6 separate regions of the Mus musculus genome follow, and all the other regions are linked to region 1. The links are chromatin loops, found by intact Hi-C in ENCODE. Cell type or tissue: heart. All regions are shown on one strand.

Region 1 (5,000 bases):
CTAGCCTCTAAAGGCACCTGCACTCACATGCACACACCCACACACACACAGACACATACACACACAAACATAATAAATATAATTCTATATTCATATATGCATGTGATATATCAATATAATTAGTATATTATATAATTTATCTCTATATATTTTATATTTATATGTATAAGTATATTATTTAAAAAAAAATCCAAGCAATTGATTTTCAGACTTTTTATTCCTTCTTGGTTCTGGGCCTTGAACCCGGTGCCTTGCCTATGTGAAACAAGTGCTCTACCTCCAAGCCACAGCTTCAGACCAGCGCTTTTTTCTTATCTATAACTACACTTCTGATTTTATTTGGGACAAGGGTGAACTCTCTTGACAGAACTTCTGAACTCTGTGAACAAGGGTCCATGTAGTCACTGGCTCTGCCTACTTCCCCGAATTCAGCTGGGTTTCTTGACATTTAATACTCAAGCTAGTTTTCTTTGAAAACAAACAAACAAACAAACAAAAACAAAAAAACCTTTATATGTGGAAAATATTACAGCAATAAAAATAAATAAAAATAAAATAAAATAAATCTATAAACTGGAACTTTTACCAGTAGGAAACTATTAAGAGAGATCCATCCTTTGTTGACGCTTTTCCACATAATTCCATTGGTCTCTCTCTAACAGGTTCAGAGGTGTGGCTTAGCTTTCTAGCAGTGCAATGAATGGCCAAGGCCAGTGAGAACCTTTTAAGAGAAGAAATCTAATCAGGCAATGCCTATTAAGAGCTAGGGATATTGGTGTCTGAAAAATGAGTAGAATTACCTTTTTTTAATTTAACATTTTTATACATTTAATAAGATAATATCACATAAAATAATAGGATAGGCACAAACTAAGAAAGTAAAAAAACAAAAAACAAAAAAACCAAAAAACAGGACAAGTATCATTGCTATTTTTGTTTACAGGACGGAGTCAGAAATTAAGATGACTAGGGAATTGCCTTTAATGTACAGGTTCCCTCTTACGCCCAGTTCCTCTCCTGTGGCCCATTAAATCCGGGGACAGAACGGGGTGGGGGGAATTGTAAGAGCGAAGAGATTTCGGTGGGATCTTCTTGTTATTTGGTTTGGTTGTTTGAGGGTATAGCTAAAGGAACTATCTTCTGAATGGGGAGAGAGGGGAGTATCCCCCTTTTTTTTTTCTAAATGAGACGGGGTGGGGTGGGGGGAGGCAGAACCCTACCTGTAGCAGGGTGGGGAAGTTAGAGGCGGGGCTGAATTGGGGCTCTTCCCTGCAGGAGGTGGGGACAAGATCACGATTCCCTCTTCTGCAACAACGGTTCTCTCATCTCAGGTACGATCCCCGCTTCAACACCTGGATTCACTTGGGCAGCATGAACCAGAAGCGCACGCACTTCAGCCTGAGCGTGTTCAACGGGCTGCTGTACGCGGTGGGCGGCCGTAACTCCGAGGGCAGCCTGGCTTCGCTGGAGTGCTACGTGCCCTCCACCAACCAATGGCAGCCCAAAGCGCCGCTCGAGGTGGCGCGCTGCTGCCACGCCAGCGCCGTGGCCGACGGCCGCGTGATCGTGACCGGCGGCTACATCGGCAGTGCGTACTCGCGCTCCGTGTGCGCCTACGACCCCGCGCTCGACGCGTGGCAGGAGCTGCCCCAGCTGAGCACGCCCCGAGGCTGGCACTGCGCGGTGGCGCTGGGCGACAGGCTGTACGTGATGGGGGGCAGCCAGCTGGGGCCGCGCGGGGAGCGCGTGGACGTGCTCACGGTGGAGAGCTTCAGTCCCGCAGCGCGCCAGTGGAGCTTCGTGGCGCCGCTGCCCGTGGGCGTGAGCACGGCGGGTGTCTCGGCGCTGCACGGGCGAGCCTACCTGCTGGGCGGCTGGAACGAGGGCGAGAAGAAGTACAAGAAATGCATCCAGTGCTTCAACCCCGAGCTCAACGAGTGGACGGAGGACGACGAGCTGCCCGAGGCCACCGTGGGCGTGTCCTGCTGCACGCTGGCCATGCCCAACAGCGTGTCCCGAGAGTCACGGGCCAGCTCGGTGTCCTCCGTGCCGGTCAGTATCTGAACGCATTGCTTCCCAATGTGGTCAAACTGTGAGTGGGCCACCAGGAAAATATACACCATTTACTACAGTGACGGTGGTTCAAATCGATCCAGAGGAGTGCCTGGACCGCTTTAAATTCTTAGTTTAGCACCATCTACCTCAGTCTTTCCCTCCAAAAAAAAAAAAATAATAAAGGGCTGTAGCCAACAAAAGAAGCAATTTCATTATGCAGCCACTGGGTGGCCACTAGAGTTTGTTACAGGCACTCTTGCAAGGAGGCTCGCTTCCTAAATTCATAGCAGTTACACACACGCTGAGATTTTCCCACGGTGTACACGTGAAACCTACTCGTCTATACAATTTCCTATCCAAAGGAGTATTTTCCTCTCTGTTTCTTTGAAGGAAGTTGAAAATACCCACTTCACATTTGCAAATGAAAATAGTCTACATCTATAAAGATTTAATTCTATATTTCAACAGAAAATTATTCTTTGTCCCTACTTGACTGGAAAGAACTTTTAAAAAGATCTCATGACATAGCCACAAAGCTTTTAACAGGATGTGGCTGGAAAGCTATACATTCTACCTAGGAAACGACAAGGTGGCAGTTTGGGGTTAACGGTGTATACCCCCTCATTCTGTCCTTGAAGCTTCTGCCATTTTCTAACATAAAATCCTACTCTCAGAAAAGGAACAGTTTCCTGTCATTTAATTTATAGTGTAAATTCAAATCATTTGGCATTTTTCTTAGAAATATTTCCACTTGTATCTCTAATCCTTATATGGACAGAGTTGTTTTTTTTTTCTTTTTTTTTTTTTTTTTTTTTTTTCCTTTTTTCTGGATGGGCCTGGTACACACTAGTACTCTACCCGGGAGCTAACTACATATCCAGTCTTCGCTTTATTTTAATATTTGAGACATGGTTTCATTAAGTAGACCAGGCTAGCCTCAAACTCCCAGTGCCTCCTGAGTGATGGGATTAAAGGTGTGTGCCACCACTCACAGCCCTCTTTCTTATTTTAAAGTAGGATTTTACTAGGTTGCCAGGCTGCTCCTCCTGCTTCAGCATCCCCAGTAGGCTGGAATTACAGGCGTGTACCATCGGGTACAGCTTTATCTTACTCAGGTATGGTCAAATTGCCTCTAACATTAGCCCGAATAATCACCAAATCACACTATGTTCTTGGATGAATATCATTAACTGCAGCTTAGCCTTTGGCTGTACAGCCAATAGCAGTAATTTTACTGACCCCTCGTTCACGTGGAGATGATGAAGGAAATATTTGGGGTTCTCGGACTTGGCAATTACCAGATGAATAGATGGGTTCCTCACTGAGGAGTGCTGATAGCTAACTTAAAATATTAACCCCCAAAATAATGCTCTTTATGATTTACTTTTGTTAATACCACTTTGCAAATCAAACTGTATCTATTTGGTTGGTTGGTTGGATCTTTTCTTTTCTTTTCTCTTCTTTTCTTTTCTTTCCTTTTCTTTTCTTTTCTTTTCTCTTCTTTCTTTTTCTTTTTTCCTTTTTCTTTTCTTTTCTTTTTTTTTTTAGACAGGGTCTCACTATGTAGCTCTGGCTGCCCTAGAACTCATTTAGGTAGACCAAGCTGGTCTCAGACTCAGTAAGATCTGTCTCTGCCTCCCGAGTGCTGAAATTAAAGGCTTATGTCATCCTGCCTTGCAACGTGTATTTTCCTGCTACCATTTCCTTGAGTTATCTGCCAAGTTTGGAAGAAAGGGGAAGAACTGTAGTAAATGATGGATATTTTCCTTTAATATATCAGTTTATCTTCATAGTATATTTGTTTGGGGAAGGAAATGCCTATCATCCATGCCTTCTGTACAACTAGAGAATTTGGAGGGATGGAGAGGCATCTGGAACTGTATCTTGGTTATTACCAATCCCAGCCTTTCCTATTACATGTGTGTTGTAGCTGTCATGGTCATGTCTAAAGCCCAGTCCCCTTGTCTGTGGGTTAACACATCTGTAGGTGCAGCTAGACCCAAGATGAAGATATTTGAAAAAAAAATTGCATAGCAAACATGTACCAAATATTTTCTCCCCCCCCCCAGCAATACAGCACAACAGTTTGCATAGCAATTGCATTGTATTAGATATTATAATACCCTAGAAACAATATAACTTATAGAAGAAGATGTGAGCAGGGTGTATGTAAATAGTACATGCCACTTTGTAGATGGGACGTGAGTGTCACAGACACTGTATCCCAGCAGGGGATGGGGCATGTCCTGGTTCCAGTCTCCCAAGGACACTGAGGGATGGCTACATCTTATTCCAACTGTGAAAAGTGGTTCAAATAAAACATTCTTGAGATAACCTTCCTCATCACCCCTTACAAAAAGTTCTGTTTGGGGTATTCAACAGTGATGCTCAGGAACAGAGGAACAGACTATAAACACTGTAAATAAGTAAGACACCATTAGCACAAAGATACAGAGAGAAAGAGGAGTTCCATCAATTGCAGGGAAAACCTAAAGACACCTGCTCTTTTGCCTCCATGACTGTGCAGGCTGGAAAACAAAACTCTGAGCAAATATTTTGGGGATCATTTGGCCACGACTTGCTAGGGCAGCCATCACATCTTATCAGGGCAGTATAGACACACCTCTGCAATTTATGCCTACAGTATATGGGTAATTTTGAGAGAGAAAAGGGTGCTTCATTGGGGGCTACAAATAATTGAATAGACTGATGTAATTCATTTATGTGCACTAATAGCTGTGCCTCAATAGAGAATGTAGAGGTGTGTGAAAAGAAGGACCTAGGGCTGTGAATGAAATAAAAGTCAACTCGTTGTAACATTTTAGGATTTAAAACATGCGGAGAGAGACAGAAAATAGAGGGACCTCAGTTGGAGCTGGTAAGGTAGGATGTAAAGCCCACGAGGTTGCTTTCCAGAGGCAAAGCACAGCCCGATTACAGCCCCT
Region 2 (5,000 bases), 60 kb before region 1:
GACTAAGCCCTGGCTATCCTGGAACTCACTTTGTAGACCAGGCTGGCCTCGAACTCAGAAATCTGCCTGCCTCTGCCTCCCGAGTGCTGGGATTAAAGGCGTATGCCACCACACCCGACTTGCTTTACAAGTTTTTTAAAAGCTTGACTTAACAGATTCAGAAAGTTAAAAAGTGCTAAATGGTATAAGTAAGATCAAATCTGTTTATCCATGGTGCATGGTGTGTGTGTGTGTGTCTGTGTGTGTGTGTGTCTGTGTGTGTGTGTGTCTGTGTAACACTATCCATTCATCTGTATTTCATCATGGACAAGAAGAGCCCAAGAGAACCCAACCCTACATGAAGCACTAAATAGCAATTACCAGACTGTGGTGGCTTAATAAGATGTCTCCATAGTTTCAAGCTTCTGAATACTTGGTCCCCAGTTTGTGACACTGGAGTAGGTTTAAGAGCTATGAACTTGCTGGAGGAAGTATATCACGGAGGGTGGGTTTTGAGGTTTCAAATGCTATGCATTCTCCCCCCTCCTCTTTCCCTCTCTCCCTGCCTCTCACTCTCCCCACTTTCTGACTGTCTCTGTCTCTCTCCCTTTCCCTGTCTGTCTCTCTTTGTCCCTGTCTCTGTCCCTCTGTCTCAGTCTCTCTGTCACTCTCTGTCTTTCTCTGTCTCTCTATCTCTGCCTCTCTCAGTTAACAAACCCCTTTTGGTTCTTTTCATAGGGCTCTGCAGCTCCACAGCTATACCAGGAAGGGAATTCACAACTCTTTTTAATCTCTGGTTGCCTGGAACAAGGCAGAAACCTGCAGTTCCCAAGCAGACTTCTTTTCCATATTAGCATTGGAGTTAAAGCCTTAACTCCACAAACAGAAGGCACAATGTGGAGCAAGAGGTCTCTCGTCCCGCCTATCCTGCTTCTAGCTCGCCAGGGCTCTTAATGCGTCTATTGTTACCTAGCACTGGAAATAGCGCTTTCTCTCTTAAGCCTCACTGCTATTTGTACTTGTTCTGTGCTTGTTCAAAATGCCTGGCTGGTTGCTTTTATCTGCGGAAACTTGCATAATTCCAGGGGCGGTGCTGTACACATTTATTGGGGGAGAAAAACATGTTCTCTCCCAGCTGTGTGCGAGGCAAACAGAATCCAGTAAACAGGCATACATTTTATCAGGCCAGCTTGGGAATATAGACTGTCATGATCACTTTCCCAAGCTACAGAAACAACAGTGAATCAACTGCTGGGTTAATTAGAACCCAGACTCGCAGCCCATCCTCAGCTCGGAGAATGAGCACTATTTTCCTTTGCCCTAATTGCGTGATAATCTTAAATATCATCATTTTGTAAAAGACCCTGTAACTACAAATTACGCTGCCAACCATATTATTGGGTCTCAAAATGTGACTGCAGTTTGAAGACAGTTGCAACTTGCAAAACAAACACAAAGAAAAATGTCGTCACCAAAGAACAGCACTGTTACCAGGCAATAGGACCACTCTACCTCTCTGTGGATGCGGTGCTCTTTGCTTTCCAGTCCCCTGCCCCCCCCCCATATATTTAAAAAGACATCAGTCGGAGGGTGGGTGGGTGGGTGGATGGGGGCCGGGGAATGGAATATGGAGTGTAAAAAATAAATTTAAAATAAAACTAAAATTAAAAAAAAAAAAAGACATCAGAATGTCTCTTTGTCTTATCAGCAGATTACAGGTGACAGGAGGTAAATTCCAAAAAGCTGCCGGGATGGGTAATCTTTGAGTTTGACAGTCTTTCCTGGCAACAGCATTCCAGTGTGTCGGCAGTATGGAGGAGCCAATCACGAAATAATTGTATAAGATGCAAATGTCACCACCATTCCAATCAGTATCAGTGAAACGCAGACGCTAAAAGAACTTTCTATAAGTAAGCCTGATTAAACTCGGGGACCATAGCAGGCTACTTTGCTGTTAGATCATTACTATAGAATTTTATTTGAGCATTTGCTCCGAGAGACTACAGTGTTGGAAACTACAGAGCCCCATTTTGCCCAGGTGTGCTAGCACCAGGGGTGGGAAATCTAGGACAGGAAAAGAACTCATGTCAAGTAGAATGTGGAACATTATTAGAAAATTTAACCCCATTAGAATGGCAACAAGCCTTTTCTCAAACACACAGCTTCTCATGTGTGTGTGCGTGTGTGAATATATATACCAAACTAAAGGTAAAATGACAGGGTAGGTTGAGAAACTCGCGATAATTCCCAGCTAGTCTTTACAGATGTTCTTCTAGGCTATCGCCACTAGGGGGCAGGGCAGGCTGCTTCAATTTCCTAGGACATTTTCCCCACTAGGGGCGCTGTAAGTTATGGCGAGAAGAAGCAGGTTAAGTCTGAACTGACCATGGGATTACAGGGGTTAGGATTCCCCCTCGGGAATCTTAGTCTTATTAGTAAAAGAACTCAAGCATGGATTTCAATGTAAGCTGGCATGGAAATCAGACACATGATGAAAAAGCAGCTACAAGGTAGGATGTGAGAGGTAGGTAGCATTAGAGAAAGAGAATGGACGCCCAACGTATCAGGAAATGCATAGGATAGGTGGGGGGGGGGGGAAGAGGAGGAGGAAGAGGAGGAGGAGGGAGGGAGGGAAGGAGGGAGGAAGAAATTGTCTAAGTTGTACCTCTCCCTCCAAAGCTCATGGTGGCTCCTAGGGACTGTACTGGGGGGTGGGGATCATAGAAAAGAAAATTACAGTATCCTGTTAAAGGAACAATAGCAAGCCTATCTCTTTAACGTGGCTTAAGGTGAGCTTACTTCCCTGGGGGTGGTCTCTTGTCCCAGGGTAACTGCCTGGCCCAACTAGAATGTTAGGTCTCCACCAGGCCAAAGATTCTGTTCTCTTGACCAGAAGGAGTTTTTCCGTAGTGGGCATTTGTACAGCTGCTCTAACATTTTGAACATAACAAAGCTCTTACCCTCTGGGAGTCACTCACTGCTGTTGGGAGCCCAGGGCTGGGTGAACAGCATAAAGAGTATGCAAACGTGTGTGCCTTTGACACTTTGTTTCTTAAGGCATTTCTTTCTACCCCTCACTTTCCAACGACTGCACAGAGCTAGTTCTGCACGTCCCTGGACATCCACATGGTCCCCAGCAGCTGCCTCGACCAGGGACGTCCTCATGTTCACTAGTGGTCACATGGGACATCAACATGGACTTGTTGGTATTGAACCCCAGACTCAGACACGGCCCTCAGTGGCAGCTTGAGGTGGGACCTCACTGTTGCCCCGGGTGCCAGGGCTGGCCACTTTCAACAGGCTACCCTGGAGTCTCGATGTCTATCTCTCTTTATAACGTTCAAGCTGCTCCACTTCTCTTTCTCTCCCATCTGACCACTACATTCCCATTCACTGTGGAGACTCCCACTGCAGGCTGGCCACGTAGCTGGCAGAGCCCGGGGCCTGGGGTGACATCTTCCATCCGTGCTACATGGTGTAGCAGTACCCAGCAATACCCAGTTAATGCTACTCAAATCTATCCTACCAGCAACTTCGGCTGAGTTCCTGCCCCAGTGTTCTGGGTTTCTGCATGAAAGACACATTTACACAGCCTTTATATTTGTATATGCCTTAAATAGCTCAATGGCTGGGCTACTTCCTAACCTCCACGTGGCTAAACTACCTCTATCCAATATTCCCAAGTTATTACTTTACTAAAACCTATATTCTATCTTGGCTATCCTAGACCCAGATATGCAGCCCTCTCGGGCTGCGTTACCCCAGCTCCTACAGTCCGCCATGCTGCTCTTTCTCTCTGGTGTGGTGTCTTGGTTCTCCTTCTCCTGGACTGGAAGATGCCTCCTTCTTCCTCCTAGGTCCCTTGCCTGGGGAATCCTAAAAGTCCAGCCTCAAAAACACCAAAAAACCAAAACAAAAACCAAAAAAACTTTAGCCAGGCAGTGGTGGCGCACGCCTTTAATCCCAGCACTTGGGAGGCAGAGGCAGATGGATTTCTGAGTTCCAGGCCAGCCTGGTCTACAGAGTGAGTTCCAGGACATCCAGGACTATACGGAGAAACCCTGTTTTGAAAACAACCAAAATAATAATAATAATAATAATAATAATAATAAATCTAGCCTCTGTCTCTCTGCCCAGAGCAGCTTTATTTACCAATCAAACCCAACTGGAGGTGGGGGGTCCCTCAGTTTTACATGTGGGACACACCACAAACAGGTTTGGGGGAAACCTAATTAGCATGAGAATACAAGCAACTATAACATGTAGTGGCAAGTCTAAGGCCTGCCTAGTGCTGATCTGTGGGTGGCACAGCAGTCCACAGACCTCTGTCTTCTTCCTCCCCGGCTGTGCTGCCTGAATTTGATTTGATTCATATGAGTTCTAGGCATAAAACAGCTTTAGCCATCAAGCTAGGCATCAAGCTAGGATAACCGTAGAACTGCTTTGGCCTTGGCTGATATAAGAACACCACAACTAACATGGTGTTTGATTGCCTTTGCCAGGAGGGCAAAGAGGGCTTTGGATTGCTGGATGACTTCAATCCTTTGATAACTGGACCATGACAGTCGGCCTCAGAAAGAGGAAATGGACAAATAAGGAAATAGACCTTGGGGGCTAGCTTTAGGAATGTAATCTAACAGTTTTTAGCAAGGCAGAGGGAATGAGGGAGAAGGGCAAGGTTTGCCAGAACCATATGTGTCATGCTCCAGCTAGCTAGAGTTCCTTCAAAATTGCTATAAGGCTAGGCAGCACAGCACCTTTACTGAAACATGGCTGGCTTCTCCATCTTCCTAATCTACCAATATGCTGGGACCTCGAAGCTAACACAGCAGTTCTTCATCCTAACTACATTTCTGATCACGTGGAGGGGGAGGTGCATCTAAGAAAGCAATTCTGGGCTTTTCCCCCAGAGTGGTTGGTGCCTGAGAACTCTCCAGATAATCTCCAGGATGTGTCTGACAGAAGCTGATGGGACTCTCCATTTTGAGATTTCACAGGAGACACAAAAACTCCAAACAAGG
Region 3 (5,000 bases), 380 kb after region 1:
TCAAGTGTGCTAGCCACCGCCAGCAAAGATGCACCATGCTCCAGTTCCTCCCACAGGAACTGGGTCAGTCAGGAGAGACCCCATTCTGTTCCTGCCTGACCCTGGACCAGACGGGGGTGCCTACTGGTCAGCCTGATCCCAAGCCCACAGCTGACCAATATTTTCCACCCTGCAGCATCCACAATGAGGGTCCATTTGTCAAATCGTACCAAGGCTCTAGCCGCTTGTGCAAATAGACAGAAAGGAAAGCGGTCTGAAGCGTGAACTGTGGTAACTGTGTGTGGTACAGAGCCCAGGAAGGGACAGGTGATCCAGAACTGTCTATAGAAAGTTCCCACAGTGACAAAGAAAATCTGTTGCCAGCTCTTGTGTTAGGATAATATTTACATTTTTCAAACCGCTGCCAAACTCAAAGTAAGACTATTTCAGGACACACAGAAAATATGTGGCATTCAAGTTTAAGTGCCCACAAAGAATTTTTTGTTGAATCAGGTCACACTCTTCATTTATGAGCTGCATATGGTTTTCTTGCCCCAAGAAAGTAGGTAAGAAGTTTCAATGGGAGTCAGAGATGCACCCTGTAGAAGACATGCTGAGAGTGGGTGAGGTTCCATTCATGTTCAGCACCAGATAGATAGGTAGGTAGATAGGTAGGTAGGTAGGTAGGTAGATAGATAGATAGATAGATAGATAGATAGATAGATAGATAGATAGATAGATAGATAGACAGACAGACAGACAGACAGACAGACAGATAGATAGATAGATAGATAACAACATAGATAATATAGATAACATATCCAGACCTTCTACACTTTGACAATAGAGTTCTTTCTTTAGAGAGCAGTTCCCCCAGGCTTCCCTCGTCTGCCCTTTGTGCTTCTGTCTTTGTTCTACTCAACCTTCCTACCTGGTTCTTTCCCCTCCACAAACATCCTCTAGTGTGGACCCATTCTAGGATGACCGGGTCCTGCACATTTTCTAATTCTAAGAACTCTCTCCATCTTTAAAACAACTTGGGTACTAGAAACCAAATTTGGGTCCTCCGTAAGAGCAGCCAGGGCCCTTCACTCCCAAGTCACTTCTCCAACCTGTCTTCTAATCCATAACTTCTCACCCTTCCAAACAGACCTTCAGACTCTCGCCACCCTAGGGGATCTAGTGAAGGGTCTCCTGTTAAAATATACTCGTCCAGGGAGGGACATGATTCTTTTAGCAGACAGAGAAGAGGTTGTCCAAGAGGGCAGGCAGTGTAGTAATCAAATTCTGGGCGTGGCTCTCCTGGAATGTTGGGTTTGTGTTGATTACTAGATGCGGAGAGGCCTGAAGAGCAGCTGGACAGTGAATTGGGAACCTCTGTAGAGGGACAGAGATAGAAGTTGTTCTGGACAGTTCTATAATTGTCTGGGAAGAGGATCCTCAGTTGAGAAAATGCCTCCGTTAGACAGGCTGTAAGGCAGCCTATAGGCATTTTCTTAATTAATGACTAATGTTGAAGGGCCCTTCCCATTTTGAGTGGGAACCACATGGGCTGGTGGTCCTGGGTTCTATAAGAAAGAAGTCTGAGCAAGCCATGAGGAACAAGCCAGTAAGTAGCATCCCTCCACAACCTCTGCATCCGCTCCTGCCTGCAGGTTCCTGCTCAGATGGAGTTCCTGCCTTGGCTTCCCTCGATGGATTCAGGATAGGTAAACCAAATAAACCCTCTCCTCCTCAAGTTGCTTTTGGTCATGGTGCTTCACCACAGCAATAGTAACACTGACGGAGACAGAGGTATAGACCGGGACTCATCACCGAGAGAGCTGGGTTCAAAGGCTGTTCGGAAGAAGGACCCAGCAGAGGAGAGGGCAAGAGTCAGCCAAGAGAAAAGGTCCTGGAGTGTTCTCCAGCTCTCAGAGATGGGAAAGGGAGCAAGGAAAGGCGACTAAGAGGAAGCATTTAGCAGGCAGGAGAAAAACCCAGAGAGAGTGGGATCTAAGGAAAGTTAAGGTGTAGAGTGTCAGCAAAATAATTTAAGGCAGGTTGTGAGGTCTGTGTGTGAGCACCTCTAACCACTATGCCATCTTGCTGGTCCCTCATAATCCTTTATTAGCACTCAGTCTTGCACGCACTGTCTATGACTGCTTTAGATTTATGTCACGTGGTGGTACAGAAGCCTATGACCCACATATTCCAAATCTCTCCACTCTGTGACCCTTTAGGGAAGTCCTGCTGCCCTCTGCCACAGTTTCTCCATACTCCAAGCCTCCAGCACCCCTATTCAAGGATATCATCTTATCTTTTACCTTGTCCTGCATCATCACCTTTTGTCCTATAAAGTTGCTCCCACTCGCGCATCAGACTACTCTGATTTATCTGATTTTTAGGGGAACGATAGGGGTGATGGTGAAGAAGGGAGCAGCCGCAGCTGGGGCTGGGAGCAGGAAGAGAAAAGAAGAAGAGGAAAACCCGAAACCTTCCTCCTCGACCGTCACCACCACCAGACAGTACTCTCCTCTCCAGTGAAGTCCACCATCTTGCTGGACATGTCAGTGCATGCCTGTGATCCCAGATTTGGTGAGGCTGAGTTAGTAGGAGTGGGTTCTAAGCCGACCTGGGTTACAAAGGGAGACCTGCAGCTATGGGTTCTTCTCCTTTAAATCTCTGAAGCCACTCCCACTTCTCTACCTCTTCTGCTCGGGTCCAAGTTAGCAGTGACTGACATCATTCCTCAGCCCAGTGGCCATTCTTGATCTTACCGGATCCTTGAACAGGTGGTATGTGACACAGTGGGTCCCTTTTTTAAATCTCTGGATCCCACAAGGTGGCAGGAGAGAGCCACATCCCAAGAGTTGTCCTCTGGCCTCCATGTGTATCTGTACTCACACATGTATATATGTTCACATGTGTACACGCACAAACACACAAACACATACAAATAAATAAAAATTGTAAACGACAGTTTCACATCATAAAATGTAATCTTTTCCCACAGCTGTGGAATGAGCCCCATGCTCACGAGTATATGAAGGGACCCACTTCTGTCATTGGGCCCTATATACTCCCTTCAGAGACTCCACCATGACACCTGGCCCCTGAGCTGGGCCTTTCTCATGCTGTTGACCCTCTTTCCCCTATAATCCTCCTCAGTGTCCTTCTTGACAAACCCCCAACCTTTAAGCAGCTATGTCCTCGTGATAGCTCTGTCTACGCAGCCCTCTGGATACACTAGACACTTAGCCAACGCCTTCTGCCTTGACTCTAGCTGGCCCCTTCCTCAGTGATTGACAGCAGACTGAGTAGCTCCTATGTCACCACTTCAAGGTCACTGCTGCTGCCCTGGCTCCAAGCCCTGACCTGAAAACCCTCTGGGAAGATGGACTGGCTTCCTCATGAATCCATTCGCTCTTGAAGTGTTCAGGGGGGAGCGGGGAGGGGAACGGGGTCTGCTGTGTACCGGAGAGTGTTGTAGGTTTTAGGACCATCTCACTACCAGAGCAGAGGATGAGCGACAGAAGATCAGATCAGCAGAGGGGATAAGAGTGGAGGGAGGGGAGGAGGTGAATGACAGAGAGAACCTTCAGGGTCAGGTGGGAAATGCCATGGCTGCCATCTAAATGGTAGTCAGTCACGTGAACAGGCAGGAGAGAGGGGAAGGTGACTACTAGTTGTGTGGGCATCCATGAGAGGGCCATGCAGAGCAAGGGACCAGGCTGTGTTATTCCTCAGCTGAAGCCCGAGGTTAGAGCAGTGAGCAAGGTTGGGGGCAGTGGGAGGTGCAGCCTGAGAGATGGACAGAAGACTGTGGGTTCCAGACCCGCCACACAACGTGGAGACCTCTAGCCAGATGTGACTCCAACTACCTGGAAGTGTGGCTGGTCCAGACTGACGGCATTTGAAAAGGCTAAATAAATGCAAACAGAGAATGCGTTTTTATTTGTATGGGTTTCATGTGGCGACAAGAATGTTTGTGAGGTATGGGGTTAAAGCATATTCTTGCCTTTTCCCTCGTCGGCCATCTGAAGGTAAGATGGGTCACCAGCAGCTGGACCGGAGTCACCCAGGAAAGTCATGCCAGAGTTCTCACCCCTGATGCATCTACTCAAACTGTCACACTACCTGATCCAGAAATACAAGTTGAACATGTGGGGCCCATGTTCCCATCAGTGTGCAAAGGACACAGGTGTCACTATGTTGGACTAAGTGCACTCTTGAATTGAGTATTCCAGACCACCCAGTGAAGAGAGGCCATGCTAGTCCATGTACAATAAATAAATAAACAAACAAATAAATAAATAAAAACAAAAACTTTAAGACCTTAAAGTCATACTACTAAAACTCACTTCACTTACTTCTCTTTTCTTTTGAAACCCACGTGTTACTTGATCTCCATGTGTAAGTGTCTATGTATCAATGATCCACCGTGGTCTCTGGTTTCTCTTCACGGGGTAACTTGATGGTTAGTTCCTAGCACAGTGGTTCTGGAGACCTCTTCCTCCATCACTAAAGCCAGATTTCACCTATTTCTTCTGACTTTGTAATCACAGCTTCTAAGAAATGTAAGATATGGCAACAGGGGAGGGGAGGGGAGGTCACGTTATCTTTTTATTGGATGACCCTGAAACGATCTTGAATGGTTTTCTGAGAAATTAGGCTTCTTTTCTGGTGGAAGTGTAGGATAGAGTGCGTCCTGAGCAAACACGACTGCTCTGGCTTTTGTAAGATCACGCTGGATGCTGGATTGTAGGATCCGGGTGAAGTCCTCCAGGTGCACAGGTGCAGGGGCTGTTCTGCAGGTGGAGCTGACAAGATTTCTCCTGGGATTAGGTGTGACCAGGCTGCCCCTGACTGCAGCATGACGGTGGGCAAAGCAGTGGGTTAGGAGGTGTCGGTTCTAGCATCAGCTAAGCAAGGACGTGGAGATGTGAGTGGTGACATGTCAAGTCACAAAGTTCGGAGAAGAAGAAAGAAGTTTGAGCTCAAGAAATGAATCTGGGAATTGTGGCACCAACTGGTATTCA
Region 4 (5,000 bases), 95 kb after region 1:
TCCCATTTACAGAATGAAGGAAACCATTTGTCTGAAGATTGACCCACTCATTCTTTCCCATCTTCCCAGGCTCCCAATCTCTTGCTGAAACCATCCTTTGCATTCCTCTATCTTCATCCCTAAGAGCGACAAGATTAGCCATGTAGTGACACCGATTATAATAAAGAACGGATGTGTATGCCATTATATCTGCTTTCATGATGTTAGAAATTTTCACAGTATAAAGTTTTTTTGGTTTTGTTTTGTTTTGAACCATGTTCCAGTAAGAAAGAGTAAATCTATTGGGTGCAGATTTAGCCCTCCCTGTCCCAAACCATCAGCTTGGCACTTGTATCTTCTTCCCCAGTGTTTCATTAGATAGAAAATGTATGGGTATGGGAGCTCACCAGCCATGTGTCTGGCATCCATCAATCTGTATGTCCTGTGAGAACTTGCTTCGTAAAGCATTGTGTCTTGCTCCTTCCCATACTGGCCCTCATCACTCACTTGTCTTTGTAATTACAGAAAAACAAACACATCTCTACATTTCAAAACTCTAAATAAACTAAAAGAGGAGTAAGGGTGTGTGATGTTAGGACCTGAGAGGTAGAGGCAGGAGGATCAGGAGTTCAAGGCTCTCTTTGTTTGGCTCAACAGTAAATCTGAGGCCAGGCTGAGCCTCCTGAAACTGTCTCAAACAACACACAAGAGCTTTCCATTTTTATTCAAATAATAGCACATCTCAACAGCGTGAGTTCCAACAGTGCAAAAGTATTTTCATGTCCCCAACTCCTTTAGTAGTATTGGCATCAGAGGATGTTTGGGGTGATTTCCAGACTCATTCATAACAGGTCCCTTGGCAGTACGTAAATCATGCAAATCTGTGAAATATATCCCGTTGACCTCTTTCATCACAAGAAACAAGAGACTTCCTTGGATTTGAACAAATCCCAAGGATAATTCAAATAAAGGATGAAAATAAAATCCCTGCCACATCTCTTGGTACTGGCTGTTTCCATCAATTAAATTTAAAACACAGCTTGAAGCTCTTCTTCAAGTAAACTTTTGAGGGCCTTGGAGGGTGTCAAAGGAGGTGTGAATGGTAAGTGGTATCAGTTTGGTTTCTGACCCCCGACAAGAGACTGAGGTGTTATTTTACATACCAAATCAGACCTGGCCTCTAAGTTCTCCTAGCATCCCTCAGCCCCAACCTTGAATTTTCCAGCCCAGAGGCTGGGCTGCCCTCCCCCCAGAAGCTCTTTCTTTTACAATCAAGACATTTTAGACTCCCCTTCTCTCTGAGCGAGAGTTTCCTTCCCCCCCCCCCATCCATCCACGCCCTTCCCCCAAGGCGATTTCTCTTGCCTCGGTCCTTGGGGGCACTTGCCCGCCTGAGAGCAGCTTTCCAATAAACCTGCCTTTAATATAATCTGGTTTGAATTGGCTCATTTTCCCGGCAGCGGGGTAACAACTTATCAGTATCGCATCTGGAATCCCACTGAGGACCGCCGAGGGCTTCACCCAGGCTGTGCTCTGTGCTGTAGCAGAAAGCAAGCTGAAGCCACAGTTCAGATCCCCATAGATATTCCTGACATGGTTCTCAGTGGCCTCATTGAGAAAAGCCTGGGAACTAGTTCCAGTCTTCGGCTTCCCCGTTAAACTAGCAGATTCAGTCCAGAGTTAACACTGAAACCCACTGGAGGCCATTAGGCGCTCTCAGACCCTGGGGAGCTTTCATCATAAGAGTCCCCAAGGCACTACGCCTCCGCTTCCTTCACAGGATCTCAGAGAAGCAGCCAACGAGGAAACGTGACGCCCGAAGAACGACGCACGCATCCGAAACGGCTGCTACGACAACGGCCCTCCCCGCGGGGAACGCGGCAGCCTCTGCTCGGGACCGGACCCCCGTGGGCGGCCAGCCCGCGCAGAGTGCTGAGTCACGGTGAGGCGGCACGGCGAGCCCGGTGGAAAGGCGGGCCGATGGTCACGTGGCCGGCGCTACCACAACAACGGCGGGCGTGCGGCGACGCCCTGGCGCTGCGGGGCCGGTGCCAGCTCCGCGTCCGGGTTTTCCCGCGGCCTGCGGACGGGGCCTGCGCGCGCGCGCGCGCTCGCTAGCGCGACGGGCGCGCGGAGTTTGCTCGCACCGCTGGGTGCCCCAAGACCCTAAGCTGCTTCTCCTGGGAAGAGCAAGCTGGGAGCTCTTTCTCCCCATAGCATCCCCCTCTCGATCCCTCCTCCGTCTGCTGAAAAATGAGCTCCGGGGCTGGAGCTCAACCGGCCGGCCGTCTGTAACAGTGCAATCTTGGGAACATGCGGGTGCAAAGGAAGCTCTGGCAGAAGGGAGCTATTTGCTGAGCGTTGATTCCTGATGGTGTCTCTTTTCTTTTCAAACATAGCTAAGGGCACACTCAGGAAACAGATCTGCCCAGTGGCGCCACAGTGTCTGTGGCCAAGTTACTGTCCTTAGTTCGGAGACCCTCGCACGGGAGGAGAGCGGTGCAGTTCAGTGCAGGGCAACCCAGATCACAGAGTAAATCCAGTGTTCAGTATCGCGCCAGAATTTGACTATGCTAGAACTTATCAGTTCCTTTTTTTTTTTTTTCAAATCTTTTTTCCTCCTGACACTGAGTTGACACTCTCCCTAGAGACTGCTTCATGATCTCTCTGTGAGAAAACAGCAGGTGTGTAGGGAAAGTACTTTCCAACGTGTAAACTAAAGCCTACACCAGCTCTTTCAACTAAGTGGAGTGCAGGAGGCCACAGACATGTCAGATTGTTTTAGTAGCTGCCTTAAAAAACTGAAGAAGAAACTTAGTGGGGGTAATGTAAACAATGGGTTATTTATTTTAACCAAACATATCTGAAATCTATTAAGGTTGTGTGTGTGTGTGTGTGTGTGTGTGTGTGTGTGTGTGTGTGTGTGGTTTTTTGAGACACGGTTTCTCTGAGGCCCTGGCTGACTTGGAACTCTGTAGATCAGGCTATCCTTGAACTCACAGAGATCCTCCTGCCTCTGCCTCTGCCTCCACCTCCGCCTCTGCCTCTGCCTCCCAAGTGCTGCAGTTAAAAGCATGCACCACCATCACCTGGCTAGATTTTTTAATGAGATATTTTCATTTTTGTAGTAAGTCTTCTAATCTGGTATCCCCCGAGTCACTACATTTTCATCAGACTTCATTTGCATGTTGATTTAATAAAATTTACAGTTAAAAAGTCGAGTGCACATTCTCAACTTGTTCCAAATGTATGTAAAAGTGTCCCGGTTACCAAGAGAAAGATGAAATTTTAACGGGTTGGTTGTTGTCTTGCTCTAACCCAGACTAGCCTCAAATTTGTGGTAATTCTGTCGAAGCATCCAGTGTGTGTGTGTGGGGGGGGGGTAGTGGTGAGGAGGGGGGTGTTATAGGTGGGAGACACCACTGGCACTGAAATCAATTTTGAAATACATTTAAAACAAGTTTTTTAAAGATGTATTTATTTATTTTTATGAGTATACTGGAGCTGTTCAGATGGTTGTAAGCCAACATGTGGTTGCTGGGATTTGAACTCAGGACCTTCGGAAAAGCAGTCAGTGCTCTTAACCGCTGAGCCATCTCTCCAGCCCCCCAAAATTAAGCTTACTACAACTAAAAGTTCACTTCTTATGTCATGTCAGTAGGATTCCAAATGCTCAATAATCACTTGAGGCTGGCAGCTGTCCTGCTGAGTCATGCAGGTGTATGAAAATGTGAGGTGAGACTTTGAGAATAACCAAATCTTCTTTGGGGTACTTTACATGCAGGTAAAACAGCTTCTCTCCCCATCTCCCAATACCTGTTCTGCTCACAGAGAACCTAGGCTTATTAAACACTAGTCTATATTGAACAGTTCCCTAGAAGTACAAAATACACACACAGACGTGCGCGGGCGCACACACACACACACACACACACACACACAAACACACAGACATCACCGGTACTCTAAGGAAAGCCAGTATCCAACATATATAGTGATACAAATTCAGGCACAACACAGAGTAGTCAGGACTCAAAGGAGTGTATCAGCTGGAGAATCTGCAGCACCCAGAAAAGAAGAAAGAATGGTGGATCAGAACATAGTTAACAACCTAGCAAGGATGGTGGGGAGGACACAATAAGGTAGTGGGCAGTAAGTAGTGAAGATTGAGTGGTGGTGGTGTTAGAATGGTTTTTTAAAAGAATATTATTCCAGCTATGTGCGAGAGAGAGACAGCATCATGTCTCCTCAGTTTTAGATGCCATCTAACCTGTGCACATACTTAAATGCATTCCACTGTGCAAATCACAGCCACACTTTCAGTATCTGTGGCCCCAAGCTCTTTGATGGCCTCATTCAATGAGGAAATATTCCTATCATGCATTCATCGATTAGTGTTCATTGAATGTTGTGATGAGTGTTCATTAACTATTAAATCTAAAGCAAATGTGGAAGTCCATGCCTCTAATCCCAACACTCAGGAGGCTGAGGCACGATGGCTGCCTGGAGTTCAAGGCCAGGTTGGGCTATCTAGTGAGATCTTGTCTCTAAGTAACTACATGTTGAAAATGTAGTTACAATGTGTGTGTGGGGGGGGGGAGGGTGTAATAAATGTTTTCTGCCCTCTGTACATGAATGGATCATCTAGTTACTGCATATATTTATACAGTTGCAAAACATTAATCGAATAACTATTCGGGCAAGGTACCTTCCCTTCGTTCCCACGGAATCCAGTTCCCAGAGCCTTCCGCACTCAGGGTAAAGCTCTCCTGAGCAATAGAATGACCACCGCTGGATGGACCTTCGGTTCTGAAGGTGGGGAAACTTCTGAAGAAACTTCTCACACTGCACACTTGGAGACAAGACAAGACAAGACCTCTTTTGCACAGTGAGTGATCTCTGTGCCGACCAGAGATCCCATTGGCAAATAGTTAACGTACAGGGTTTACAATGATGATATACATATATCTAATCCCTGCCCATACATGGACGCATGTAAATAACCAGCAATCAACTCTATG
Region 5 (5,000 bases), 130 kb after region 1:
GAACTCTTCTTAAGGTTAAAGTAAGACAATAAGGTTGGATCTTGGCTATCAGAGGGCACTCTGGTGTATACCGGGGACATTGGAGACACAGCTTAACCTTGAGGGACTTCTGAGGAGATAGCCGAGGCAAAAACAGAAGAGCTGGTCCAGATTCATCAGGAGGTTGGAGTAATGTAGTGAACGGTGTTAAAGGTCATTTTGAACATGTATCTGGCTAGTTCCAAAGCTGGAGAGAGCACCTGAACCTCACAGCAGCAGGTGCAGCACCAAGGAGCTCGTTCAGACCTTGGGGGAAGCTGAGGAAATGTTCCTATATGCTGAGTGGAGTCAAAATCAGTGGGAATAAACACAAGAGACCCCAGTGCAGGACATTATAGTACAGAAAAGGGCCACAGAGGAGCCAGCATTTACATTGGTTTGCAAACACTGCTCCACCCTCTAGGATGGGGAGTGATGGACAGTAGGTGTGTTTAACCCTGGCCGACTGCGGCGAGATACAGCTAATCAGTTCTGAAGCCGTTTCCTACCTATCCCTTCTCCATTGGTTGCAGACTAGGCTGTCCTGGATTCACACTGCCAGAACACAGACCCAACCCAGAGGAAGGAGGCGCATCAAAGTCCCTCTTCTTTCCAGATGAAGCCATAAACAAGCACCCCCGCTTCGGGTGAGTGAGGCTCAGACTCTGCGGTCTGTGAATTCCTCTCACCCACACGTCGGATTCAGAGGAGACAGCAGACACTATCTGCTCATGTTGCTTCCTACATACAGGTTTGCTTTGTCCATTTCAGAGCCGTCTTTACAGGCCGTAGCTCCTTTCCTACATTTTGTTTACAGACAGTTTTCTGTCCTGATTCTACAAACACATGTACTGGGAGATTTCCTTTCCCTGTCCAAGTTAGTGCTGGGATCTCTCTTCACCCACGTTGCCCTCTGCTCTGACACGGTCAGGTGGCTACAGCACTTAGCATAGGCACTCTCCTTGTACCTAGGTCTGTAGTTGAAGTTGCTTTAGGTCCTTCACCAGCTTGATCTTGGTTCTTCCTATGAACTCTTCTATATTGGAAAGAAGCCCCTGACCCAACATGAGGGACACAGGGAACTCTCAGCTTACTCCTTTTCCAGGCTCCCACAGTTGTACATTCAAAGTCTTTGTAAGGATAGACAGAGATCGACTGACTGACTGACTGACTGACTGACTGACTTGTTCATTCATTTGTTTATTTGAGGCAGGGGTTGTTGTTTGTTCCTTCATTCATTCATTTGCTTGCTTGCTTGTTTGTTTACTTACTCATGGCAGGGTCTGTCTAGGAAGCTTGGCTATACAGGAACTCGCTGTATAGACTAGGTTGACCTCAAACTCACAAAGATCCTCCTACCTCTCTCTCTAGTACTGGGATTAAAGAGCCATTATTGCGTGTGTTAAAAAGAAAACACTGAGCTGCTGCAAAGATGGATCATGATGATTATAAAAGCTACCCAGAATCCCTCACGGGAAAGGCCAGCACAGGAGGTCCTCGTGTCCTGACTGAGGGATCAAAGCAGGAGTCATATAACATAAAATAAGTGAACCTTGGTTTCATAATTTATCAAACCTCATCTATCTAAAGTGTTGCTGCAATTTAGAGTCAGTTCAAAAATCTGAGAGGAATTTTTTTTCCTCTCTTTGTGCTGTTAAAATTGTGAGTTTGAATTAGGACCAGTGACTGCAAGTGTCGGTGGCCATAATGTGCGCATCAGGTAAGAATCAGTCTGTGTTTTGGATCGGGGGCTGAAGCAAGTGATTTTGAGACTTCAGTGATAACCAAAACCTAAGTTCTTAAATTTGACTAAAATCATTGGAATTTTCATGAGTAATGTTAGAATTAGCTGGACTGTGGTTGCCATGAACACCTGTGCTGACTAGGTGAGCAAGAAGGGGTGGTCCCCAGGCAGAGCGCAGGAACTGCTGCTCACCAGTCCCCTTTCAGGAAACCCTTAGGGTAGCATGTCACGTGCCATGAGCCAGTCTCGGATTTTTAGTTTGCGGTAGGATTCAGTTCCATTCAGTTCGATGTGCTCAGATTCTAATGTGGCAGTTGTTGGGTGACCTGTCCTTTTGTTTGCTTGCTGTAGTACTCTAACAAGAAACATCCGGCATCGGAGAGGAGAAAAGGTTGTCATCAATGTGCCAAGTAAGTGGGTGGGGCTGGGCTGGGGCTGGGGCAGCATAGTCCAACCGGCAGCCTTGATTCTCAGCTCCTCTTCTTTTCATTAATAATGCAGTATTCAAGGACAAGAATACACCATCTCCATTTGTAGAAACATTTCCAGAAGATGCGGAGGCATCAAAGGCTTCTCAGCCAGACCATATCTACATGGATGCCATGGGATTCGGGATGGGCAACTGCTGTCTCCAGGTATTGCCTGTGTTGTATGGAGACTTAAATGTCCTCTTCACTATGCATGTGTCTGGTTTAAAGTCACCTTCTAATCTGATTCGAAAGATAGCTTACCTTCTGAAAAATGATGTTGCTTTAGTAAAGTCTTTTGTAGCTGTCTTTTGACTGAAAATTCACAGTTTACCACAGAGGTGTGTGGTTGTTACTAAACTTGGTATCTATTGGTAAACAGATGTTGGTGAATGCCCTTTTTAGATGCCTGATTTTTTACCGCCATCTAGTGACAGCCTTTGAGGATATTATACAAGGCTCAGATCTCTATTTCTGAAAATGACCTCTGGTGAGAGAATCCAGTGACTTTATGATCCAAGGGCAAAGGTTGTTTGGCATTTAAATTTTTATTCTTGTGCAAAGCTACCTCGTGGTTTAAAAGGAATAAATATTTAACAGTCTTTGCCTTGCCCCTGGCTAAATTACACTAGAGATACAATAGTATTTCTCTGTTCGAACAGTTAAAATTTTTGCTGGGACTAATCAAATAACTGATGGCCTCCAACAGTGACTGCACCAGGCTCCCTCAGGAGCAGAGTGGGGAGTGCAGTCTCCCAGCCCACACAGGCCCGTGGTCGTCTCTGCCCTTGCTGCCTCCATGCTGAGCTGGCTTACTTAGTTAAACTGACTGTAGCCACAGCACAAAGGGCACAAAACTCAGCATTCTTTTCTTAGGGCTGCAGCTGTACACACAGTTGTCACATTAGCCTCCCAACTGTTATTTTTGAAAGTACAGATAATTTAGATTTAATACCCAAGTCAGACTTTCCCATGCTACATGTTTCTATAGCATGAAAAGGTATTTTGTTTCCTTTGCATATTTAAGTAGAATCAGATATGTAGCCTCCAAACAGACGCCAGAATGTTCCCTTAAGAACGGTCACACATCATTTAAAACAAGGCTGACTTTTGACTGTGTTACCCGCTTTCTTATCTTAAGTACAAACATTTCTGGAATTAATCATTAAGCTGCAGCACTTAAAATGTGTGGCTTCAGTATTCTGGGAGTGTTCTTGGAACCCAGCCCTTCCTTGGCTTAATATTGAACCAGGGTCTTTCAGGGTTGCACAAAGTGACAGTCTCGCTTGAGACACTTGATTTATGCAAATAAGTGAGTCCTACTGGTGGGGACAAGCATTTTCATGTAAAGACACAGTTGTCTAATCTATTTAAGGTATGAGTTTAGTACTTCCCCCAACATAACCAGTTACAGTATCCCACTTCAAAAGGTTGTAGTGACACAATGAGATGAACTCAGAAGTAGCTACAAAAGTCCCTGCCTTATATCTTCTGACTGGGACCTGAAAGAAGTATTTATTATAGAAAAGCACAAAAAGAAATGGTAAGTACTTTTTTAGTTAATAGTAGACTTAACTGGACAAAACAAAACTCCTCCAAGTTTGTGAGCTTGCTGAGTGCTATAGTGCTTGCCTGGCATCCCAGTGCTACAGAGGGAGTGTGAGCTCAGGCCAGTGTGGGTTCCATATCCAGACCATCTCAGAGAAGTAAATCTTTACACTTCAGAAAAAGGCCATGGCCTGCTATGGATTTTTTTTCCTCCTCCTTTTTTCTACTTAAGAGAATTATGTGGTTTCAAAACCAGATTCTAGGTAAGTGTCGGGTTTGGTTTCTCATCTCCGTGTTTCACAGGTCCTCCTTCCCTCCTGTCAGTGTCCTAGTGACGTCTCCTCCCGTGGGATCTCTTAGGAGGGCAACAGAAGCCAGCCTTCCCGTGCTATGCCTTTGTCAGGGGTCAGAGCTCCTTGGTTTTGCTTTCCCCACCAAAGTCACTGTTTATGAAAGTCACCGTTTAGCGTGGCGTTCCGCTTGACTTGATGCGCAGAGTGTTTCGGCTCTAGAGACAGGAAGGCAGTTAGGAAATCTACTTACGATAACTGTTGTTACACTGCAACTTGGAAATCCCAGTCCCTCCTCTTCATAGAGTTTTCTAAAGCTGGGTTTTTCAGGATGTACCTACGAATCCTACTCTGTCCCAAGCTACCAAGGAAAGACACCATCCTAGAAAAGTTGTCACTGCAGTATCTTTGCAAAACTAAAGAGTAATGCACAGGAACATGCCTAACAGTCACAGGACAGACATAGATCTAAGAAACACATGTCCAACAGACTCTGTCTGCGTCACAACACCCAGAAACACGTGACTGTCTTACATCTCAGCATCCTCTTTCCTTCATGACCTTCTGTCAATTTAGTAAATAGGTAATAAACACTGCCCCACATTCTTGGGACAGAAAACATCAAGACAGAATCCTGGTGATAGGACCACAGACAGTGAGCAGTACTCTGCCTATCCTGCTCCATTCCACACTGAATCCTTACTCCATAAAGTGTGCACATGCATGCAGAGACCAGAGGCCAACCTCAGCTGCCGTTCCTCAAGCACTGTCCATAAGGGTCACTCATTGGCCTAGAGCTAACGAGCCCTAGAAATCTGCCTGTCTTTGCCTCTCTGGCCCCACGACTATAAACACATACACCACACCCAGCTTTTGGTGGGGGTTCTAGGGAATCAAAGTCAGGTCTTAGTGCTAACAAGGCAAACACTTTAG
Region 6 (5,000 bases), 370 kb after region 1:
GAGTGTACACAGCCGGGTGTACAGGAAGCAGGAGTGATTCATACCCCATGCAGGGCAGGGCAGGACACAGATTTCATCATACTGCTCAGAATAAAATGTAGTTTCCAGCACAGGCATCGGTTATGCTCAGAACTTTCCACTGAACAATTTCAGAGCATATTTAAGCAGGGAACTGAAACCACAGATAAGGTTGAGGACCGCTCTGATGTAATAAGGTTTACATTTGGCTAATGGGGTGGGGTGGGAGACAAAGTCCAGTCTGTAGGATCAAGAATGCTTTTATTTCTCTTTACAACTTTATGTTCGACCTGGTGTGATTAGCTTTTCTGCCCTAGGGCTGTTCTGAAAACTTCTGACAGCTCCTTGCCCCCTCTACCCCCACCACATCACTGGATATCCTGATGAGTCCCCAGTGTGCCAGATCAGAGATGGTCCAGGTCAGGGCATCTGGAAATGAAAGTGACCCTTTCAGGAGTTTACGCCAGCCAGCCATGGCTATGACATTCAAAGGATAGTTGACTTATTAACTTGGACCTTAGGTAATCTTTCTTTTTTTTTTAAGATTTATTTATTATTATATGTAAATACACTGTAGCTGTCTTCAGACACACCAGAAGAGGGAGTCAGATCTTGTTACGGATGGTTGTGAGCCACCATGTGGTTGCTGGGATTTGAACTCTGGACCTTCGGAAGACCAATCGGGTACTCTTACCCACTGAGCCATCTCTCCAGCCCTTAGCTAATCTTTCTATTACAGCTTCTCCTAATTGCCCAAACCATCACTCGCCAATGTTGTTCCCTCCCACGATAAATCACGTCCAGATTACCTGCTCAGTAAGGGTTTTCTGTTCTTTTCAACTTCCCCTCCTCATTCTAGGTTGCGGTTACACACCCTGGAACGTATGTGCACGTTAGGAGCCGATGTCCACCTTACCCCTTGAGGACTGTCACGGGTGTTTAGACCATCCAGAGCACCACTCACTGTTATCAAAACATTTTTTTAAAAATCCCATTAACATTAAAAACTTTTATTCATGTGTAGGTATACATATAAAGGTCAAAAGACAATTTGCACTAGTTGACTCCTTCCTTCCACGTGTAGGACTCGGGGAATCAAACTCAGAGTGGCAGCCTTGGTAGCAAGCACCGCTGTCAGCAAGCCATCTCACCATGTTTCCCACCGCGACAGGCTGTTTTTCATTCACAAGTTCTCTGTGTTAACATGTTTCCATTTACCAAGGCCATAGACATTAGCTGCACATGATTGGGAGATAATTGAAATGTGGTTCAGACAACTAATGAATGCATTGTTAGTGGGTTTTTTTTTTTTTTGAAAATTCTTCAGAAAAGACAGCAAATGAGATAATTTATTTGACTACAAGGGAGATCAGAAGCGGTAAGGCCACCATAGGTCTGGGGTAGAGGCTAACGGGGACTGTTTTGGTTGTGAGCAAGGTGGCCTCTTGGGGTGCTTTCTATGATAAGATGGTGGTCAGGTTCAGAGCCAGTGACGCAACTCACTAACTAATTTAAGACTCGGACCTGTGCCTCAGCCTCCGGCCCCCTCACCTCTGCTCCCGCAGCTTCTGTGGGTGCACAAGCTGTGTTACCCAGACCCCTGCCTCCTTTTTCTTCCTTGTCCTTCAGCCCACTCACTCACTCCCTCCTCTGCACTCTCAGGAGGCAGGAGTTTCAAACATGGTGACAAGGCCTGCAGGCAAAAGCATTGTGTTAGCGATTACACTACTCAGAAAGCTTGACTTGAGCTTATGATATTAAAAATCCATCTCAGCCGGGCGTGGTGGCACACGTCTTTAATCCCAGCACTTGGGAGGCAGAGGCAGGCGGATATCTGAGTTCAAGGCCAGCCTGGTCTACAGAGTGAGTTCCAGGACAGCCAGGGCTATACAGAGAAACCCTGTCTCAAAAAACCAAAAACCAAAAACCAAAACAAAAATCCATCTCATTTCTCTTGTATTAGTGAGGGTTTGTTTTTGGTTTTTGGTTTTTAGATAGAGTTTTGCTATGTAGTCCAGGCTGGCATCGAAACCACAATTCTTCTGCCTCCCCAGTGCTGAGATTACAGTCATGTGACACTGTGCCTGGCTTTAGGGACATCTTTTTTAAAAAAGCAAAGCAAAAATGTATGGGTTTCCTGATGACATCATTATGCACACCATGACATCATTATGCACATATGTCCTTACTTTGCTCTTAGTTGACTTACTATCTGCACCCCTTCAGCTTCCTTCTTTCTCCAAAATTGCCGTGTGTGTGTGTGTGTGTGTGTGTGTGTGTGTCCATTTTGTATGTGTGTTTGTGTAAGGGAAAGTGTGAATGTTTACATGAATGAATGTGTCATGTGTGTGGAAGTATGTGTGAGAGTGAACATGTCGTGTGTTTGTGCATGTGTGTGTGTATGTGCTTGCGTGTGTATGTGTGTATAAATCTAGATTCAGCATATGAGAGAAAGCATGTGAAACTCACCATTCTCTTCTCCCCTGGAAAAGGAACTTATATGACCTCAGAGAATGGAAAACTATTTGCCACAAGTAAAACGGCATTTAGTTTCATCTCTTTGTTTCTTTTTATGTGGGTGAGGAGGAGCCTTCTGACCTAGTCAGTGGCAGGTGAGGGCTCTGCCCCTCAGGCATACCTTATCATCATCTTTTAATCCTGGTTTAATACTGCCGTCTGCTGGAGGGTCCGGTGTACAGCAGGCAACTGTTAGTCTCCTGGACTGCATCAGGGTGGCTGAAGATGCAGTCTGGACCACTGTTACTTTAGTACAATAAGTCTCAGCTCTCTAGTCCATTTGCTCTTTAATGAAGTCATACAGAGGCCATAACTTAGCTAAAGAAGAGAAATTAGAAGAGAAGATGAAAAGGTGTGTGTGTGTGCACGTGTGTGTGTGTACGTCAAGGTTGGTGGTAGTTCTGAAGTACTAAGGCAGGACAGATGGGAATTACAGTGGCCTGGATGAGGGAAGAGCCGCTAATCTGATCTGGTTTTTGTTGGTGGTAGTGGTGAGTTGTTTTGTTTTAGTTGTTTCTTAGTTTCGTTTGTTTGTTTGCTTGTTTGCTTGTTTTTCTGCGAAAGGCAGTAAGCTTCAGGTTCCACTGATGAAGCCCAAATTGCTCACAGAGTCAATACAAATTTTCCAAAAGAGATTAAGGACAGCAACTAACATTGTGCTTACTTAGGGCCCAAATGAGGTAATCTTGAGTTTCTACCAATTCCCTTATTCCTGAATCTAAACGGTACCCCTTACATCCACCATTCAACTTGGCTCACAGAGGGAATCCTTACTCTCAAACCTCATTGGAGGCGACATTCTGAACGGTGTTAAAGGGTGGTGGTTTTTAGATTCCTTAGACATAACTTGAATGCCAGCAGAAGTCCATCATAAGGAAACCTGCCTGGCACTTCTACCGGAGAAGCTGAAACCTGTTTGGCCATGTCTCTTTCTTTCCCAAGGCGACCTTTTGTAACGTGTGAAAATGCCCTAGACTAAATCTCCTCCTCTGATTTATATGAGTTCAGCATGAAAGTCTTTCTTTGTAGAGGCCACAGAATCTGAGTGTTACATAAATGGAGACCCCTGAGGCAAAAGGGGACCTTCAAGCTACTGTGCGGGATAGAGTAGGGCTCTGCCTCTGTCCTATAGTAATGACTGAATTACAGCCTAGGCGTCACCATTAAGCTATACTTCTCGGGCTAAATTCACTTTTAAAATGCAGGAAAATGATGGTGGTGGATCTGAGAGGAGTTAGGGGGAGTGAACATGAGATCAAAATACACTGACTGAAATTTCCAAAGAACTAATAAAAATATATTGAAAGGTCTGGAGAGATGGCTCAACAGTTAAGAGCACTTGCTAATAAGTTTGACTCCTAGCAACTACATGGAGGCTCACAACTTCAACTCCAGTTCCAGGGCATCTAAACCCCTCTTCTGGTCTCTGTGGGTACCAGGCATGCATGGTGGTACACAGCCGTACATGCAGGCAAAATACCCATACACCTAAAATATTAACAAATGAATATCTATACATATATACATACATACATGTGTGTATACATACATATATGCAACATATATTACATATACATTATATATAAAATAGTGTGTGTGTATATATATATGTGTATATATATATACATATATATATATATATTCCAGATATATATATATATTCCAGATATATATATATATATATTCCAGATATATATTCCAGACTGGGAGATGACTCAATTAGTAAAGCACTTGCCTGGCAAGCTCAGGTACCTGAGTTCAAATCTCCAGAAGCTACATCAAGAGCAAGGTTAGATGATGCTCACCTGTAATCCCATCAAAGGTAGGATGGAACCTGGAGACAGACACATCCCTGAAAGCTCACCGGTCAGCTAGCTTGAACTACATGTCAAAGTTGTAAGACAATGAGAGACATTGTCTCAAACAAACAAAAAAAATTCTAAGGTACCTGAGGACTGCCATCTGAGGCTGCCCCGTGACTATCACATGTATCTAGTACCTGTGTTACAATAAAGAAGGGGAATGGAATCCTTGTTTGGATAGAAACGGGCTGTTGTCTCCTCCCTTAAGAGTTAATCCAGCTGTGCCATCAGTCACATGACCAAGGGACTACCCCTCAAGAAGGTGGGTTCACATTTAAGCCATGCTAAGAAGATGGGGGAATAATTACGACAATGTACATTTGCTTCCTTCCCAGAGTCTCCACTTTGGTGCAGTTGTTTTAGAACCTCCATGGGCTTCTGTTGGGTCTCTCTCTGGTCTCTGGTCCCTAACACTCTGGGCTTCATTCTTTCTCTAAAGTTCCCCTATTTCCCATAAGGCTGCTTGTCCACCATGTGTCTGGCTTCCTTAATGAGGGACCAGGATGTCTGGTAGGCAGATAGGAGAGGCCAGCTAGATGACAAGGATGGAAAATTACGTGGTGGCACACTTCCAGCTTCTTTACCCTCCTGACCTGAAACAAG

Evidence for each region. A loop is a pair of places that touch in the nucleus more often than their neighbours do. Peaks named below come from ENCODE experiments on the same cell type or tissue, not always from the same donor. Only the 100,000 strongest peaks of a DNase experiment are listed, where the experiment ranks them.
Region 2: a loop joins it to region 1, with 2.6 times the contacts of the local background. A loop is called at or near these places in 2 of 42 quality-filtered maps.
Region 3: it touches region 1 in a loop (7-fold over the local background); 10 of 42 quality-filtered maps call a loop at or near these places.
Region 4: it touches region 1 in a loop (4-fold over the local background); 20 of 42 quality-filtered maps call a loop at or near these places.
Region 5: it touches region 1 in a loop (6-fold over the local background); 20 of 42 quality-filtered maps call a loop at or near these places.
Region 6: it touches region 1 in a loop (4-fold over the local background); 12 of 42 quality-filtered maps call a loop at or near these places.

Annotation. Positions count from the first base shown.
Region 1 is chr9:77,653,796-77,658,795 of GRCm38, forward strand. Klhl31 (kelch-like 31) reads left to right here. Exons shown (of 3, transcript NM_172925.2): 3 at 1,332-5,000. The coding sequence ends at 2,064. Among named protein-coding and RNA genes, the nearest start is that of Klhl31, 20 kb to the left of the region's middle. In heart, a CTCF peak has its summit at 2,286; no DNase peak of the experiment used is centred here; H3K4me3 peaks cover 1,157 bases; H3K27ac peaks cover 699 bases.
Region 2 is chr9:77,594,266-77,599,265 of GRCm38, forward strand. No RefSeq gene overlaps it. Among named protein-coding and RNA genes, the nearest start is that of Klhl31, 40 kb to the right of the region's middle. In heart, no CTCF peak of the experiment used is centred here; a DNase peak (open chromatin) is centred at 2,316; H3K27ac peaks cover 374 bases.
Region 3 is chr9:78,032,725-78,037,724 of GRCm38, forward strand. No RefSeq gene overlaps it. Among named protein-coding and RNA genes, the nearest start is that of Gcm1, 17 kb to the right of the region's middle. In heart, a CTCF peak has its summit at 2,805 (motif pointing right); no DNase peak of the experiment used is centred here.
Region 4 is chr9:77,748,835-77,753,834 of GRCm38, forward strand. No RefSeq gene overlaps it. Among named protein-coding and RNA genes, the nearest start is that of Gclc, 3.2 kb to the right of the region's middle. In heart, no CTCF peak of the experiment used is centred here; a DNase peak (open chromatin) is centred at 1,927; H3K4me3 peaks cover 2,082 bases; H3K27ac peaks cover 1,802 bases.
Region 5 is chr9:77,778,971-77,783,970 of GRCm38, forward strand. Gclc (glutamate-cysteine ligase, catalytic subunit) reads left to right here. Exons shown (of 16, transcript NM_010295.2): 4 at 552-665; 5 at 2,114-2,172; 6 at 2,264-2,397. Among named protein-coding and RNA genes, the nearest start is that of Gclc, 27 kb to the left of the region's middle. In heart, a CTCF peak has its summit at 2,657 (motif pointing left); no DNase peak of the experiment used is centred here.
Region 6 is chr9:78,022,326-78,027,325 of GRCm38, forward strand. No RefSeq gene overlaps it. Among named protein-coding and RNA genes, the nearest start is that of Gm23609, 11 kb to the left of the region's middle. In heart, a CTCF peak has its summit at 2,711 (motif pointing left); a DNase peak (open chromatin) is centred at 6; H3K27ac peaks cover 241 bases.